Regions from separate parts of the Homo sapiens genome. Here region 1 is linked to region 2. A link is a loop called in an ENCODE intact Hi-C map of the cell type or tissue named here. Cell type or tissue: MCF 10A. All regions are shown on one strand. Links, peaks and the distances in the headings refer to the core of each region. The heading gives the core; the rest is flanking DNA. Region 1 holds the start of SNORA120 (small nucleolar RNA, H/ACA box 120). Region 2 has its middle 26 kb from the start of KCNA6-AS1.

The links. A loop is a pair of places that touch in the nucleus more often than their neighbours do. Peaks named below come from ENCODE experiments on the same cell type or tissue, not always from the same donor. Only the 100,000 strongest peaks of a DNase experiment are listed, where the experiment ranks them.
Region 1: a loop joins it to region 2, with 12 times the contacts of the local background. A loop is called at or near these places in 7 of 110 quality-filtered maps.

Annotation. Positions count from the first base shown.
Region 1 is chr12:6,035,455-6,043,454 of GRCh38, forward strand. It overlaps VWF (von Willebrand factor), which reads right to left. Exons shown (of 52, transcript NM_000552.5): 19 at 934-1,037. It overlaps SNORA120 (small nucleolar RNA, H/ACA box 120), which reads right to left and starts at 4,729; the gene lies at 4,583-4,729. In MCF 10A, for the core only: CTCF peaks have their summits at 2,879 and 4,749 (motif pointing left); DNase peaks (open chromatin) are centred at 2,837 and 4,717.
Region 2 is chr12:4,851,525-4,862,048 of GRCh38, forward strand. No RefSeq gene overlaps it. Among named protein-coding and RNA genes, the nearest start is that of KCNA6-AS1, 26 kb to the left of the region's middle. RefSeq lists enhancers at 2,088-2,588, 4,062-4,111, 4,122-4,171, 6,027-6,670, 6,199-6,493. In MCF 10A, for the core only: CTCF peaks have their summits at 4,127 (motif pointing right) and 6,378 (motif pointing right); DNase peaks (open chromatin) are centred at 4,127 and 6,377.

The sequences.
Region 1 (8,000 bases), core at 1-8,000, 1.2 Mb after region 2:
TAAGCTCAGACCTCAAGCCCAAGAGACAGCCCTCTCTACCTCTGTCCAGTAGGCCTCTTTCCAAGGCTGTGCACAGCCACCAAGTCAAAGGCAGGGTGAATGAGCAGGGTGAGGGGTTACGTGCAGGATGGCCAAGGAAAAGGGAGAAGGCAACCAGCCACCCTCACCTCAAACCACGCCACTGCAAGCACACTCACGAAGTGCTCATGGGCAGTGTAAGGCCTGCAACGAAAGGACCCTCCAGACCCCGTGCCCACTGGCAGCTTGGCCCAAATGCAATGACTGGTGGGGCGAGGTCCCTGTCTTCCCTGGGGCCCATCTCCCTGAACAGAAATACAAGCTGAGCATTCCTAATCCAAAACTCTGAAGTCCAAAATGTTCTGAAACCCAAAACTTTGAGCACCAACATGACACCACATGGGTGGCTGAGAGGGTGACACCTTTACTTTCTGATGGTTCAATGTACACAAAACTTTGTTTCATGCACAAACATTAAAAATACTAAATACACATTAAATACATATTTAAAATGTTGTATAAACTTACCCTCAGGCAACGTGTATAAGGTATATATGAACCATAAATAAATGTCATGTTTAGATTTAGGTCCCATCCCTAAGACACCTCATTATGTATATGCAAATATTTCAAAGTCCAAAATAATCCAAAATCCAAAACAGTTGTGGTCCCAAGCATTTCGGATAAGGGCTACTGTACTAACCTGTTGAATAGTGTCTATGCAGGATGGACACAGGTGATGAAAAAGATTCTCCCCATTTTACAGATGGAGAAACACAGGCACGGAGGAAAGGCAGAGAGTAACCAGGTTCCCACAGGGGGCTGGAGGCAAGTGCGGAAGGTCCTGTGGCCGCGTGCACCCTCACTCCACCCGCAGGGCCTGGGTCCCCGGCGCAGCCCCTCACTGAGCCTCACCAAGTGTTGCAGCCAATCTTCACTGTTTCTCCAGGGGCATACTCCTTGCCCTGATGGAAGCAGGGACACCTTTCCAGGGCCACACATCTGTTCTCATGCCGGACCTAAGAGAAAAGAATCCAAAAGTCCTCAGGGCCACAGTGACTGATCTAAAGCCCTCCTCCAGCCCGCTCCAGGAAGTGTTGTCTGAGACTTGAGCCTACGGGTAAGCCCAGCACTGGGACTGGCACCAGGACCAGGGCTGAGCCAGGGGGACAGCTTCCACTGCAGGCCAAGCCAGGACAGGGATCCTATGCCCAGGCCAGGGCTTGGCAAACATGGGTTCCCATCTACATGGCTCCTCCCTGTCAACTAAAGACACTGACTGCCCTCTGCCCTCTCGTGCCCTGCTGGGGCACTGTAACCTGGACATTTTTGCAAAGGTACTTCAAAAAATCATGTCCAGAGGCCTTGAAATGCACATATTCTTACACCTAGCCATCCCAAGGAAAGGATTTCTCTGAGGGAAATAGAATTATGGACAAAGATTGATGGAGAATTATTTATCATTGCAAAAAAAAATTGGAAACACTTAATAGGAAAATGACTAAATCCATTGAGGAATCACCAGGCGCCAGTATCCTATGGTGCTATTACAATGGTCCTTTGGAAGAATCTTAAATGAAGTGAGAAATACTTATGCTGTTAATTTTTAACACAGGAAGAAAAACTGTATATACATATGGTTCCAAATGTATATATATTTCACAAAAGACTAGAAGGAAATACAGAATCTGCCTCCAGGTGGTGAGCTGGGATAGGCGAGTGGGAGGATTTTATTTTCTTTTTCAGTTTTAAAATTTTTTTCCAAGTGTTCTTCAATGAGCATGTATTATGTTTATAATTAAAGAAAATGAACACTATATTGAATAAAATTAATATGTACTTAACACTCTGGAGGTGAGGGCCAAATATTGGGCATAAGTAGAAATCGATCAGAACTAGAGTCTGGGGGCTGGTCCAAGCCACAGGCCCCCTCCTGCCCAGTCTCCCGTATCCCGGTTCACTCTCCATGGGGTATGCTCTACTTCCCCGTCGTCACCCCTCGGGAAACTACTTTCGTGAGCATGTTGTATTCCTCCGGTCTGTTGGGGCTGAGAAAATAAAAGAACTAAGAACTACCAGCCCCAGAAGAGTCAGCCAAACCCACTCTGAGCTCAACATGCAGACACGCTTCTGTCCCGACTCCAAGGGGCAGCCCTGGGTGCCTGTCCTGGTGTGGCCTAGCCTTGGGGGTTCTCAAAGAGGCCTGGGTCACCCCCAGGTGAAGGACTGTGGCACCTTGGCTCCAGAGCTCCCTGCAGGGCGAGAAGCTCCTGGTCTGAACAGTTCCAGCTCCACGTGACCCAGTCACTCCCCAGACAAGTCTGAGCTCCCAGGCCTGGAGCTGGACAAATCCCTGGGAACAGGGCAATCTTGGGCTGAACAAAGGGCTTTCAAGGACCCAGGCTAGAATCGTATGTGAGCATGTGTGTGTTGGGGCGGTTGGGGGGAGGGAAATAGGAAGAATCCTCCACTGCTTAATGTCATCTTCACCCAACCTCAGGAGGTGTTCCCGCATCTCTGGAAGCCCAGCTGATGGGTCAGGATGACAGTGCAGGGCATAAGATGCAGGTTGACCCCACTCTTGGTAGCTCTTACCTCCCGGAACCACTGTTCTTGGGAGGGAATGAGCTTAAGCACCCAGTAGGGAAGATGGCACCTTGGTAGGAGCTGGCAGGGCTGAAAAACCTCTCTCTAGCAGAGCATTCAAAGCCTCTGTCACAATTAGGGTTCATGTCCACATCGCCCCGTCCAGTGTCAGCTCTGACTTAAGCCTGAGGCCCACCACCTAGTGGCTGCTATAAGAATGACTGAGGTATCCCACGGATGCCTTACAGTCAACGGAAACCAGATAATACGCCTCCTTGTGGCAAATACCATGTGGGACAGAAGTGCAGGGACGGACTCCAGGAAACAGAGCCAGGCTCCCCTTACCTCAGCAGCACATGTTGCCCCTCACCCTTGGGCAGGCCGGGCTGGGGGCTCCCAGGCCTCTTGGTCTGCATGCTGCATGTTTTTACCTCTCGCCATGATATTCAACCCATGGGACAACCCACCATGCCTCCTGTCACCCAGGTGTGGGTCTATGGAAGCCCAGCCCTCCTCCAGCGGACAGAACACTCCAGTCCCAGCTCAGGTGTGAGATAACAATGCCATGACTGCAGCCGCCACCTCCTCCTCCTTCTGAGCACCCACTGCAAACCACGTGGCTGCTCTCTGCCGACTCGTGTTAGCAAGAGGAGGTTATTAATTCATGGACAGCAATATTATAATAGGACCTTGATATTAAGTGAGGACTGCTATGAAGGCCACAGTGGTGTGGAGTTAGGTCATAAGAGAGCTGGAGAGGAGACAAAACATAATCTTCAATGAGAGGAAAGGGTTTCCAGGACACAGCATGAGACTTCCTGACTTGGGAGAGAAGAGCAGGTAACAATAGCCCAGCTAAAAACACCCAGAGAATCCCAAAGTGGCAAAGACATTCAGGGAGGTGGAAATTCATGGAGGTAGATAGGCCTGGAAATAAAGGGGTAATTTAGGGGATGGATTGGACCCAGAGGGGAGCTGTGCAGAGAGGCGGGGCAGGCCAGCACAACAGTCCCTGGCCAAATTTTGTGGCAAGTCACTTAAACCTCACAGTTAAAATGAAGAGAACCACCTCCGTCTAGTGTTTGTCCCTTCGGGACATCAAAAGGCTACTAAGATAAAGTCTATGAATGTCCCCTGAAGACTTCAGAAGAAAGCCTGGCAAAAATACTCGTCCCATCACTCACCAACTCATGACATCTTCAGTCCGAAAGGGGTCAGGCTGAGAACGTGGTCCTACGTGTTGGTCCACTCCAAGAAAATTATAAAGTAGGAAAATACTGGTCTTGTTACCTTTCTCTGAAAAGGCCCCATTGTCCCCAACTCTCCATACATGAACACCATCGTGACCCACTCTCCAGAATCTTTTTTACCTTCCAACTGCCTCTCGTTCATTCTCCTACCCCATCAGTACTTTCAGGCCAAAGCAGCTGAACTCAGCCAGAAGCTTGCGAGGAGGAGAGTGATCTGATTAAAGCACTCCTGCTGAGCGTGATGACTCCTCCTATGAAGACTTATGAGGTTCCGCTTTTTTTAAACCTCTCGCTTGTTAACCAAAATGAATTTTTGCTTATTATATTTCAGTAAGCCCGACTGAGTGACAAATCATGGACCATGTAGGAGATATTTCTGAAACAGGCCCTTCTTTGGATCTTTTAAAATGTGCAACGCCCACATGTGAGGCCGCCTCTGGATGGGCCCTTGAACCCAAGCTCTGAACTTTAAGAAGTGGTGCCCAACTCCTTCAGTCTTCACATGGGGCCAGTGAGGAAACTGGACATCCTGGGATCAGGGACATAACCACACTTCTCGCCACCAAGAGGCTCCTAATACCAGCAGTTTGGGAGATGTAGCTGCTAGGTTTCAAACGGGAAGTCAGCATCTCCCAGACAGAGGCCTAAGTGTTTCAGATTACAGGAGCCCTGGTCTCAGAGTCAGGAGACCAGAATTTCCACTATACAACTATGAAGGCTTGACCCGGCTCTGTTCCCTTTCTGTCCTCAGTCTCCTCCCGTGTGATAGAAGGGGCTGACATAATGGGACCTCAGGGTTTCTTCTTCTCTGCCCTCTACGATGCTCCCAGAGTTACCCTTGCCGCCGGACTCAGGAAGGGTGAGCAGGGCAGTGAGTTGTGCTTTGCTGTCACCTAGTGGTGGTAGCAGGTAATATTCTAACTTAAAGAGATGGATGCTTCAGGCAAGCATGGCTCCAAGAATTTCTGAACTAGAGAAAAATACCTGGGAGATCTTCCAGCACAACCCCCTCATTTTATCGATCCGGCAGGTCTCAGAAAGTGAACACTGGGATCTAAAAAGATGCTCCTGTGTGTGCTAATTCCCTGCAGCATCTCTGTTCATGGCAGGATTCACCGTTTCCCACCACGAACTTACTGTAATAGTTAGTGGTCATTAAACCACCACTCACTAAGCACCTCCCATGTGCTCGCTGCTCTCATCTCCAGTCTTCCCAACAGCCTGCAAGCCAGTTTTACAGATAAGAAAATTAAGACGCCAAGATGTTAAGTGACTTGCCACTCACTTAAGTAGATGTTAGGAGGCAGGATTCAAACCTGGAAGTGTGAGGTTCCGATACCATGCCGTTTCCAGGCGGTTTCTCTGCCCTTCATTTATCACGGTGCGGACCACTTAGCAAAGGGACCCCCATCCTCCTCATTCCCATGCCAGGAGACCTTTGCACGATGGCAGGAGCAGATACAGCCTGCAGCTTGTGGGGTCAACCAGAAAACCTCTGCTCTAAGCAGGTGCCAGGCCTGGGACAAACCAGAAAGAGAGGGGTTCTTTCTCTGCCCCCGCCAATATTTTCAAACAGGTGCTTCTGGGCATACGGTGGACACTGAGAGGCACCTTAGAGGAGGAGAGACAATCTTCGGCTGAGAACAGGGCTGCTCAAAGTGCATTCCCTGGGCCAGGGCCAGCCTGTGAGGACGCAAGCACAGAAACTAAGAGAAAGTGTTTAGAAAATCTTAGGGAAATTTGGCAGAGTCATGTTATGTCTGTTATATGTCATAAAAAGTGGGAAGTAAGAGTTTAGATTTAGGGATCATGAAAAAAAGGAAAGAAAACATTTTTTAAGGCCGGGCATGGTGGCTCACACCTGTAATCCCAGCACTTTGGGAGACAGAGGTAGGCAGACCACCTAAGGTCAGGAGTTCGAGACCAGCCTGGCCAACACGGCAAAACCCCATCTCTACTAAAAATACAAAAATCAGCTGGGTGTGGTCGTGTGCGCCTGTAATCCCAGCTACTCAGAAGGCTGAGGCAGGAGAATCACTAGAACCTGGGAGGTGGGGGTTGCAGTGAGCCGAGACCATGCCACTGCACTGCAGCCTGGGTGACAGAGCAAAACTCCGTCTCAAAAAAATTTTTAAAAAAAAAAGAAATTTTTTTTTTTGAGACGGAGTCTCGCTCTGTCGCTCAGGCTGGAGTGCAGTGGTGCAATCTCAGCTCACTGCAACCTCCGCCTCCTGGGTTCACGGCATTCTCCTGCCTCAGCCTCCCAAGTAGCTGGGACTACAGGCGCCCGCCACCACGCCCAGCTAATTTTTTGTATTTTTAGTAGAGACAGCGTTTCACCGTGTTACCGGGATGGTCTCGATCTCCTGACCTCGTAATCCGCCCGCCTCAGCCTCCCAAAGTGCTGGGATTACAGGCGTGAGCCACTGCGCCCAGCTGAAAATATTTTTTAGTTGGGTGGGATCATATTATTTTTGTCATTGCTTTTGTTTTATTTTTATGAGAATTCATTTTTATTGTATTTACAAAAGCATGGGTCCACAGCAGGCTGGAAATCTAAGAAAAAGCATCCTTTACAGGTCTCTCCTATGGACAGCAGGAAGAACTGATGGGTGCAGCCTCTGAGACAGCCTTGGATAGTTACAGAAACAACAATGAAAGCTATTCCTACACTTCTGTAGAACTCTCTGGCTTTAAAGTGCTTTCACACACATCTCCTTGGGGCCCACAGCCATGCATCATGGAGGCAGAACAGGAATTCGGTGTCTACGTAACACATGAGGTGACTGGGCTTCCGGTAAAGACTGAAGGATTGCACAAGAGCATGGAGTGGGAAAGCAGGGAAGCCTGGCCTGACGGGTCTGCCCTCTGCACCCCATTCCTGCTCTTTCTGCCCCCCGCAGATCTGCCCCCGGGAAAAAGCCACTTCCCTTTCCCCTGTCAAGTCCTCAGAAGAATGCAGAATCCGTGACCCCTTCCCCAAGCCCTTAGTGACATCCCACAACCCTGCCCCTTCACAAGGGACAGACTGGACAGAGGAACACCCCGAGGGATGATGTCTGCACCATCAGATGGGCCCAAACAGGGTGTTTCCAGGCCCAGCTCCATTTTCTTTGTGTTATGGCCAAGAACACGTGTCCCGTGCTGCAGGCGGCACGCTGCGCACCCTTAATAAATTACACGGACTTCTCTGCTCTCTCGAATCTGGCCGCAATAATTTGCACACTCGCCGGCATCGTAAGGAAGCAGTTGTGAAAATAACCGAATCTCTTACAATATGAACCTGCAAGTTAGAATCCCCTGTGGCTGAAGTGCGAGTCACCTCGTCACGTGACAGGTATCCAAGTGCTGTCCTCAGAATGCATGCCCAGTGCTTCAGGAATGAAATGAGCGCCTAACAGGATAGCCACAGCCTGTATTTGAGGTCCCGCTGTCCTCTTTTTTGGATTTGGGGTCATAATATAATTATTGTGGTTACTAATATTTAAGGCTATCTGTATTTTTTCCTTCATGACAAAAAAGTTTGTTTCAAAGCATATCCGATGCTGACATAGTCCTCTGAGTGATGTTCCTTTTCCTGCTGAGTATGATGAAGAGACAATGATCTATGCTTTCCCCACACCAAAGCTCTGAGACACTCTACCTAAGAGGCCCCAGGGATAAAGAAGAGCAATAAGGAAGATTCCCCTGCCCTCTCCTATTTTTTGTTCCTACCCAGGTCTGAGATTCCCCACCTTAGAGACCCTTCGTGATATCCACCTTCTGCTAAGGCACCAAACAACCCTTCCAGTTCAAAGGTGCTCATTGGCCAATCGCTAGCTCTCCTCATCAGAAAAGACAGTTCCAAAACCCTCAGAGGCTAAGACAGAGGAGGAGAGAATTAACAAGAGTTGGTCTCTCTGTTTGGGAGAAGAAAGAGTTGAAGGGGAAGTAGAAAAGTAAGCATCTGTCCTTCACACACTGCAATCCCAGCCTTCCTGAGAGACACTGGTAATTGAGTCCACATTCCCTCTACAGAATATTGACAGGTCCCACAGTCCAGGACACTTCCCCTCAAGCAGAGTCCTGGGCAACACTAAGTCCCCTCCAAAGCCATCTGAGAGCCACCCTCTCCCATTCTGGCCTCCACAGCCTCTGCCCCAACTC
Region 2 (10,524 bases), core at 1,391-9,390:
GCTGTTCTCTCTTGGCCTGTCCTCAGTGGAAGGGGGTAATGCTACTTCTTAACAATCAAACAAGCCCTTGCACTCTTCTAGGATCTCTGGTGGGGGACATTCCCACTGCTAGTCACTCATTCACGTATCTTTTCCACTTCCTGACAAAATGAAGGACTAGGATGATTTTCTTGTGTGGAATTTTGTTTCCTAATGAGGTGTTGCTGAGGCTCCAGGTTGCTTTAATGCCCACACCCTCCCAGATTGTCCTGAGTGCTGGGGCTTCATGACGTTGCTGCAGAAGTCTGGACAGCAGGGACCGTAGCCTTCGCCATGTGTCTAGCAGAGCACCTGATACAGAATTGTCACTCATACAATGTGTGGTGAATGAATGAGTGAGGAAATAAATGAAGGAAGTGCTGGATCTGGTTAATACATACGGTTAAAACACATACAAATAATCAGGAGCCCACACATTATTTACTACAAGTGAAGGTGGCTGTCAAACATCCCTGAAAAACACGCACACACACAAACATATACACACCCCTTTTCTCTGCCAGGCTTCTCTAAATAAACCCAGTAACTCTACTAGATGAACTCTACCCAATTTCTGACTACATAAACCCAACAATTCTGACATCTCCTGTGAGGGTCTGTTTCCCAAACCATGTCTAGCATTGATTTGTTCATCACTCAGCAAGCGTTCATTGAGTGCCCACTATGTACTGAGCACTTTTCTAGGTGAATGAAATGAATAAAGCAACAAGAGCCCATGCCCCTATGAAGGCTGGGTTCTGGTTGGGGAGAAAGGCACACAATACAATAAATAATTAAAATATGTTGTATGCTAGGAGAGTATAGGCAACAGAGGAAAATCAAGCAAGGGGGCTAGAGAATACAGCAGGAGTATGTGTGTGTGTGAGTGATCGCGTGTGTGTGTGTGTGTGATTGCATGCGTGTGCGTGTGTGTGTGTGTGTGTGTGTGTGTGTCGCGGGGTGGACAGCAGCTTAAAGCAAGGGAGACAAGGAAAGTATGACTTACAAGGTAATGTTTGCATTAACAGCAGAATGAGGCCAAAGGGAGCCAGGTAGATGTGCAGTGCAGGGGAGGGTTAGAAATTAGAAACGTTCTCGGAGAAGGAGCAAGTGCAAAGGCCCTGAGGTGGGTGTGTGGCTGGCATGTTCCAGGAACAGCAAGGAGAGCATTGTGGCATGCGGGGGGCAGTGAGCCAGCAGGAGAGCAGGAGGTGGGGCCAGGGACAGTTGAGTGGTGGAGAGTGGGGCCCATCAGCCGGGGCCTTGCAGGTCTTTGCTTATACTCTGAGTTGGAGGAGAGGCCATTCCTCCAGGGTTTTGAGCAGAGATGGGATATGACCGGACGTAAATTGTAACAGAATTGCCAGTTAGGAGGCTGTTTGAATAATCCAGCAGGGAGCTGAGGATGGTTTGGACTAGGCTGTCGCAGTGGAGGTGGAGACGCGGACAGATCCTGATCATTTTGCAGAGCGTGCCAACAGGAGGAACTGGATGCGGAGTGGGCGTGAGAGAAAGCGGAGGCCAGGAGGACTCCAAGGTGGTGAACTTGAGTGGTGGGTGGAAGAAGGGAAAGGCAGTTGAGCCAGCAACTGGGCCCTGGAGGCTGGACCCCTCTTCCTGGCTGCTGCTTGGGGCTGGTTACCACCCCTCTGAGAAGCTCCCAGAGGCTGGCCTGCGGGGCCACCCTAGCCAGCGAAGCAGGCTCTGATGCCGGCCGACCCTCCTCCATGTTTCAGAGCAGGTCTAGCGGGGCCTGACCCCATGTCCCAGCCTCCACCTTTCTCTCGAGGAAGCCAGTGGGAGGAGACACTGTCATTGCACTCCCTGCCTGTCTTCCTGACCCCGTGTTGGGGTGGGAGGCATCTGAGTGTCTGTGATTCATTCTGAGTTTCTCACCCTTCCTGCCCTTCACACACCCACCCCCCAATTTTATTCACTACCTTCTTCACATTCCCACTTTCCACACTCACACTAGAGCAGGCCAGGTCTGCTTCTTGGCTGGCCATGTGACAGAGCACCCACAAGAAAGTAGCTAGAGAACCCTAAAGTACCCTCGGGCCAGGGAAATGCCACCAAGTCTATGGCGACAGAGCCGTAGAGACAGACTATCTGGAAGGTGCTCCTTCCACCTAGCCACTCCTAGGAAAGTTGGGGATATGACTGGCACTGACTCCAGCTGGCAAGTGACATCTGCTGGAAGCTACTCCAAAATGGGAAGCAGGACACCAAATACTCTGGGATAGAGGTGGTGGGGAAGGGAAAGCTGGGTATGTGGAGTGCCTCAGCAGAAGGACCTGAAACCATTCTGGAGAAAAGAAGAAAAACCAGTAGGAGGCTGAGAACACCTCCATCATAGCTCCTGAGGAGGGGCCAGGGTGGTCTCTTCCAGAGTGGACAGATAATGGGGGATGGCCCCCCACCATGATGCGAGCAGGAGGGCTGATGGCCCAGGCTGCCCTCCAGCTGGCCCTGCCCTCTGCGTCTGCTTGTCTTTGGAATGTGTCTCTCCAGGGGTGACTCTTGTCTTTATTTTCAGGGTGAGGTAACAGAGAAACAATTTGCCAGGACACTCTTGGGTGCTGTAGGCTGATATTTGAAAGATTCTGCTTCCAGAGCTCAGCTGGGCTGGCTGATGACCATGGAGCTTCCTGGGCTGTCGAAGGGCAGACCTCAGGGCTGTTAATTCACTCGAGTACATGGCGGCCACAGCATGGGAGAGTGGAAAAGCTTTGGGCTGAAGCATAGAGAGCTGGGGGGCAGCCGCAGCCCTGCCACTACCTCACTGTGGGATTCACATCAGCACTCCACATCTTCATTCCCTAGTTAGCTCACCTGGGAAATGGGGAAATGGACCAGATCATCTCCAGTGTCTCTTCCCACTTAGTAATTCTGAGATTAGTAACTGTCATGAGAATAACCAAGGGTGAACCGATTTCTAAGTCCATGCTGGAAAATGGAAGCCCTCTCCTCTTGGCTAGGGAGATGCATGTAAATTCCACACCTGTTAAGCATCCATGCTCTGTGGCAGGAAGTTATAATAACCAGGTGACTCTGGCTCTTATTACAGTGATTCTGGGTCCAGGCAAGAGTGGCAGGTTTTTGGGATGACCTGTGACATAGGGTTGCTGGGATGATTAAGTGAGTTGCTGTAAGCACAGTGCTTCCTGTGCCTGCCTGGCGGGAAGCATGCCTAAGTGTTAACCATCATCATTATTATCATCACTATTATGGGATGGGTCACACAGACTTTCCCTTTCTGCTAAGGAAGACTGGAATTCCTCAGCTTCAGTTTCATGGGGCTCCTAGGCCAAGCCAACAGCCCTGATTGAACCCTGGGCCTGCTTTGGCTTTGTGGGCTGCAGAGAAGGACCTATCTCTCTTAGCTCAATCTCAGAACACAAAGCCAACCTGGTGGCTGGGGCGAAGTGGGAGAGGTGAGGATAAGGTGAATCTGATGGTCATCGCGACAGCAAAGTGCGGTGATGTTCGTGAAAGTGCGTGTGGCTGCCGCGCTCCCTCCAAGTGTAGAAGGCCATGAACAGTTCTCCTGGCTGCCTCTTAGATGAACAATGAACCATGAACTCATTCAGTCATCTCTGTGGAGTCCTTGTGTGTCAGAACATTTTAGAGATGGGAGGTCAGTGGGTGGACCTGCATACCACACCCCCTAGCAAACGGAGGAAAGCAAGCTTCAGGGAAGGGAGGGTGGTTGGTTCACGGCGAGGCGGGGCTGAAAGAGGCTTCCAAGGTAGGGGAGCAGCACTCCAGGAGCTCTGGCTTCAAGCCCACCTGTGGCTGACAGTGAGGCTACAGTCAGAGATGAAGAGTGATTGATTGTCTTTATGGGATGAAGAGTGATTGTCTTTATGGCCAAGGCCTCCACGTGCTGGACATGATGAAACAAACAAACAAACACACACACAGCTTCCTCTAGAAGCTGTGTGTGTGACCTGAGGGCCACACACATGGCCCTCAGGTCATGAGGCATGAGAATCTTTGAGCCGCACACATCAGCCCTGTAGCTTCCAGCAGAGCCCTTCCTGCCTTCCTTGAAGATTCAGAGCCACATTCGCATTCTGACTACTCTCCACTAGAGGGAGACATCACCACTTGTATTTAATATTTCTCCCTAGACGCTCAGTGCTGCCCTGGGGTAAGCCATGCCTGTTGGAAGAGCTCACAGGGAAGGACCAACCCAGCCTGCGGTGTGAACCTACTCAGGGCTAGGAGTCAGCACTGCCTTCCTAAGGGGCTGCCGGATTCTCTTCCCCTTTGACAGAGGTGCGGCCAGCCGTCCAGATGTGGCTGGATGACCAGTTAAGGGGCAATCACCTGCCCTTCTGCCCCACTCCGCCGGAGGTATTGGGTGCAGAAGTAAAGGTGGCTGCTCGGGGATTCCAAGTAGATGTAGGGGAGCTGAGGCCTCAAAGGCTCCCGATCTCCTGGCCTGTGAAAGCAAGTGGACATCTTAGAGAGTCCTTGCTTATGGGTGCCTGCAACTTCCAGGAAGAGGTCGTAGAGGAAGCAGCAGGAAGTGTTCCTGGAAACTCCACGCAGAGGCTGGACGCCCTGGGAACTTTGGCTCAGTGTGCTCTGTGGAGGGATATTATCTGTAGGGACCAGGATATAACACAGCAAAGGGATCAGGTGTCCTTTGGAAAAATGATTTTCCAAGTCAAATTAAATACCACTTGCTTACAGATTTTCTTGAATCTCACCAGGCTAAGAATCAGGCTGAATTATTTTGAACGCCTACCTGATCACTGGACCCGGAGTGAGGAGGGGAGACATGGAAGGTGACCTTGTATGCAACCCTTTTTCCTCTGGTGTCAGTCTTCCACTCAGGGCCTTGGTTTCCCCCTCTGGCAAGCGGGAAGTTGATTTAGGTGATCTCCAGGTTTCCTCCTGCAATAGACAGTGGTACGTTCAGTTTTTCCTCCTGTGTTATGGGTCATTTGTCACCAACTTGCTACTTTCCGCAGTCTGAAGCATATTAAAAGCGGCCCCCATCTCCCACATAAGCAAGCATTTAAAAAAAAAATACTGGTTAAAATAAAATGAGATTGGCCTCTTAGAACCAGTCAACTCATCAAAGTGATGCTGAGCCCTTCTGAGCTCAACAATGTTGACAGTAATTTATGCATTTCACAGCACTAGGCTGGAAAAGTGCAAGCACAGGGCTAAGGCTTACATTTCCTGTGTCAACAGTCACTTGCCTGGTGTCTGGTTTCTTTTTTGGTCCTGCTTACCTTGTGCCAGCCGGTGCCAGCTCAGGGGGCTCTGTGAGGCCACCTCGCCTGCTGGTGACAGAGTCCTCACTGCTTTTAATTTCCAAGTACTGCTTCATCTCTTGGAGATGCTTCAGTGACTCCATTCCAAGGCGGGTTTAGATGACGAAGTGGATGACGATGGGGGGAGTAGGGGAATCTCCTTAGAGACAAACCTGGGAGAAGGCATTTCTCATTCCAGTCAATACATAAATGTTATTGATTGGAATCATATTGGGTACATATTGCTTGGAACAAGGAAGAAGTATCTTTCCACTTCCTTTTGTTTAGCTCTTTAATGGGAAAAGTCTCTGTTTTTTTTTTTTTTTTCAGTTTCCCTCTTGTCGCCCAGGCTGGAGTGCAATGGCGTGATCTTGGCTCACTGCAACCTCCGCCTCCCGGGTTCAAGCGAATCTCCAGCCTCCTGAGTAGCTGGGATTACAGGCATGTGCCACCACGCCCGGCTAATTTTATATTTTTAGTAGAGATGGGGTTTCTCCATGTTGGTCAGGCTGGTCTCAAACTCTTGACCTCAGGTGATCTGCCTGCCTCGGCCTCCCAAAGTGCTGGGATAACAGGTGTGAGCCACTGTGCCCAGCTGTTTCTGGTTATTAATAGGAACAAAATACCAGGGCATGCTTTGTCTAGGTCAGTCCTCATTCTTCATTGTGGATCAGAATCAGCTGGAGAACTTGTCAAAATGCAGATTCCTGGGCTCTGAACCCCCGAGTTATGGACTCAGTAGGCGTAAGAGGCCTGAGAATTTGCATTTCTATCCAGCTCCCAGGTGATGCTGATGCATAGGTCAAGGACCACACTTTGAGAAGCACCGGCGGGGAACACAGTGTTACCAGGTCTTGGTCTCCATCCAATGCAGTAAACACTATGCGATAACAACCTGGGGGCTTTTGAGCTTACAGGAACAGTCAATGCAATAGAAGCACGCGCTGCTAGGTCTCCAAGGAAACAGGGACAGTCTCTTCTCCCGCTGTTAGTTAATGAGAGTGTGGTTGTAACTAAACTACTGGCTAATTACCACGATCGTGGGAAGTGTCCCAGGTCGGCGCTATGAGCTTCTGCCACTAGGGGGAACCAGGGCTATTTCTCTGCAGGCTCCAGGCTGTGAGAAGAGGAAAAGTACTGAAGAGAGCGAGCAAAGCCTTTCAGAAAATACTGCAACACTGCGTGCCCGAGGCCCCCGCACATCGCTGCAATCTTGATGTGCACAGACACCGTCGAGAACCAAGGCTTGGCAGGGAGGGGGGATGGTTGATTTTCTAAGTTGTTTGGTTTTCCTCCCTTTCCTTAAAGTACATCCACATTAAGCCGTTTATGCCGCGGGTGACCTGTAGTATGAGAAGAAACACAGGTCGCTCTCCTGGCTTTGCAGATAGAGTAAGCTCAGGAGAGAGGGAAAGGAGCTGGGCAAAATGCCAGCAAGGGAGGGCTGGGCTGGCGGGACCCAGATGTTCCCTGCCCAGGAGCGTCGTGGAGAGAAGGGGAGGCATGCCTGGGGTTTGGACTGGCCAGCTTGCAGGTGGCTGTCAACCCTGAATGTTGTGGCATAGGTCAGGATGAGGTCCCTTGGGGTGGGGGAGGCAGAGTAATTCCTAAGGGAGAAAAAGACAGGAAAGCAGGTTTTGGGGCTAAGAAGACAAAAATGACTGAGAGGTTATTTTACCTGCCTTGAACTTGCAAACAAGTATGGGTCATGACCTCTTGTGAGTGCTGCCGCATGCCCTGTCAGCTGCTGTCTTCTGGGGACACGCATATTCTGACCGCCACAGAGGGCAGCATAACAGCCACAGTGCCTGCTGAGCAGGAACGTGCCGCCTAACCGGTCCGTGGCGTCCCTGCCTCTTTCTCCCTCATTAAGCCTCTTTCCCAGGACCACAGCTTTGGAAACAGCTTAATCTCTAACAAGTGATCCCGCAGGGACTTGCATTTCAGTCCCTAAAAACCACTCTGTTCCCTTTCTCGGCATGACAGTGGCCTTCTAATGGTTTCGGAGATAAGATATGAGCCCAGGTGATGTTGGGACGTGCAGAATCCATGGTGGGCTGCATAGGTATTAATTCGAGGAACAAATTTCCATAACGTGTGTGTTTGTGGGCATGAGGGTGTACACCTCAATGGCAAATTATCATAACAAAACATTAGCTATAAACATTTAGTTTGAGGACTTGGCGTATAGTTCCAAAAAATGATCTCATTAGCTTACTAACATTCACTTGTCCCTGTGACCAACACATGCAACTCACTGTTCGGAGGGAGCCCCCATCACAGCTAAACAGAGGGACCAGGAGTCTTCCTTCTTAAGCTGCAGCCTGACTTTTCTCCAGCTTACTGTGATAGTTTTCTGGCATGAGCAAAATAAGCAGACCCTGTCTCTCATAATTGAAAAGCGTGTGTGTGTGTGTGTGTGTGTGTGTGTGTGTGTGTGTGTGTGTGTATGTATGCATCCTTTTCATATTCCTTAAAACATTTTTAGCAGGTAAAATCATGTCTCTATGCTATTCTCTCACTGCCAGCCACAGAAAGGATCTTACACAAAGAAGTCCATGGGGCTCCCCTTCTCCTGCACTCAAGTCCTGGATAGGAGTTCTGACTTTTCTGAGTGACAGTTCCCAAAAGGGTTCCTTTTCACCTTTGTTGAATGCAGAAGCAGTGGCTCTTCAAGAGAGAGCATCTCCCTCACCCCTTAGTCATTCCGAGCTATTTGGCTCACAGGTACTTTCAGCATCAGATCTGGTCCTGACTCCAGCTTCCACTGAGTACACATCCTTAGGGCCTCTGCAGGGCGGTGCACCCATGCCTGGGAGGCCTCTCCATCCCTGGATCCCTGCGGCCACTCTTCAAGGCTCCTATTGCCAACCCAGGGATCTGCTGCTCCGTGCTGCTGTCTTGAGCACTGCCTGGCTGCTTGGACCAGGCAGGGCCCAATGACCACAAGTCAGGGAATGGAGAGAGGTGTTTGCTGCAGATTGAGATTCTGATCCTTCCTCTGTCCTTGAAGGACCCTCTCCTCCCCTGTCTCCCTCGCAGCCTTCTCCAGTGCTGGAGCTGACCCGGAACATCAGAGACAGGAAAGTCACTGCTCCAGTTGAATTTTGCTGCAGTTTCTTTTTTTCTCCCCTAGATGCTGAGAGCTATTTTTAGACAGGGACTTTTTTTTTTTTTTCAGGGGATCCACAGTCTATTTTTAAAGGACTTACGGAGGCCACATCATTCAGTGTTTCTCACAGGGACTTCAGAGAGAGTTAGGTGGGACAGGCCAGAGCAGTGGGGGTGCTGGCACCTTCCTGAGGAAGAGAGGGTATCAGGAGAGACCTGGGGAAGGTTGGGAGAAGCGTGGTGCCCAGGCAGGGCAGAGTGGGCTGCTTTCTCATGCTGGAGAGCATACGAGGGACTCACCATGCTCCTCCCTCCAGTCACCCCAGGCTTCGGGGCCAGAGCTGCCTGACTATCTTCCCATCCCAGCGGCCACAATGACATTGCCCTCCAACATGGCAGTGGGTTTAATTGACTGTACTTTCCTTCCTTTTTCCTAAACGTCTGTGTTCAGATGGCTTCTGCATCTCCTCTTTCCATGGCACTCCCTTGTCTCTGCAAACTGAGCTGTGGAAAGTTTTGGATCATGCCTTGGGCCTGAAGCCAGCCCCAAGAGGGCAAAGCTGAAGTCCTGGGTGAAGAGGGGACCTCGTGTGTCACAAGATGGAGACCAGGGTGGATAGGCTCCCGCTGCGACAGGGAGGATACAGCCAGGCGGTGATCTTGTCCTGGGCTCCCCAGGAGGGAAAGAAGAAGGAGGAAAAGGAGGAATCAGAGGAGAGCCATTCAGAGTGACTTGGGCAGAGACAGTAACAGGCTGCGGTGTCCTCGGAGACTCCCCTAGACCTGCTCTTTCTTCCACTCCTGAGTCCAGCCCTTAGTGTATAACTCCAAGGTCTGTGGATTTGGGGTCTGGATTCACAAGACTAGGATGGAGTAGTCAGGGAGAAGGGCCTGGGTGGAAGATTCCAGACAGAGTTGGTGAAAATGCTTCCAAACAGAGCTAAAGAGCTTTCCTCTCAGTGAATAGACAGGGGACTGCCCTCGCAGGAGCCCTGCGGCCACCCCATTGCGTGAGCCTCTCATGCTTCTCCTTGCTGTCTCCTTGCAGGACTTAGGCCGCAGGGTCAGGGCCTGGAACTGCTCTGAAAATAACTGGGGATTCCTGGTGCTCTCTGAGTCCTCCTGCCAATCTTCAGTTGTACCAAGAAGTGAGAAGGAAGGAGGCAGTGAGTGAAGAAGTCTAATTCCAGCTCGTTAGCCGACACCTGCACTGCCCTTCAGAAAAGGGCAGGCTGGGAATGCTGTTGTGTGGCCCCCTTTGGGGTGCCAGGACCCCTGGGTAAGGCTGCGTGCCTTGGGTGGGAGCTGAGACATAGCCCGGGCACCTTCTGCACAGTGGATGGGCCCGGACAGCCTGGCATCCCTGGCTCCGTCAGCAGGCAAGGAAGGGGCGAGAGCGCAGTGTGCTCCTAGAAAGATACTTATGCTCCCCACATCAAAGCCTCCCACCGTCATCTTCCTGAGAGCCTCAGGCAAAGCTGCGGGACCCTCTTTCCCTGTTCACATCAATCTTCGCAACAATCCCGGGATGCCAGGTCTGCCCTCATTCTGAACTCTCCAGAACCCCCTAACTTTATCAATGGTGACTGTATCAGTGAGGCCCTTCCTGACCACTCTTTTTAAAATGGTCACTCCCCTCGCTAGCACCCACCCCCCACACCCTCCTCACCTAAGTTGCGATTTCTCCCACCTGCCATAGATCTCACCATAGATCTCCCCACCTGTGGTTTATTATCTGTCTCCCGACAGGATCTCCACAAAGACGGGGTTTTGTCTATTTTGTTTATGGCTAAATCCCTCAGTGCCAACAAACATGAAGCACCAAATATATATTTGCTGAATGAATTAAGAAAAAGAGCAAAATGTGCCATGGCATAAGCATCCCTGGGGAAACTTTCTCTCTGACCTTCTCTCACTCCAGCCCAGCAGAGAATTTAGGGAAAAAAGTGACCACTCACCCCTTCCGCAGCAGATCAGTTCAGGCCCTGGAATAATCAGCAGTTCAGAACCTCAGCATATCAAAGCAGGAAGGGGCCAAAGAGATAATCAGATTTAAGCCCCACATTTTTGTGGAAGAGGGAACTAAAGCCCAGAGAGGTGAAGAAACTTTTCCAGAGTCACACAG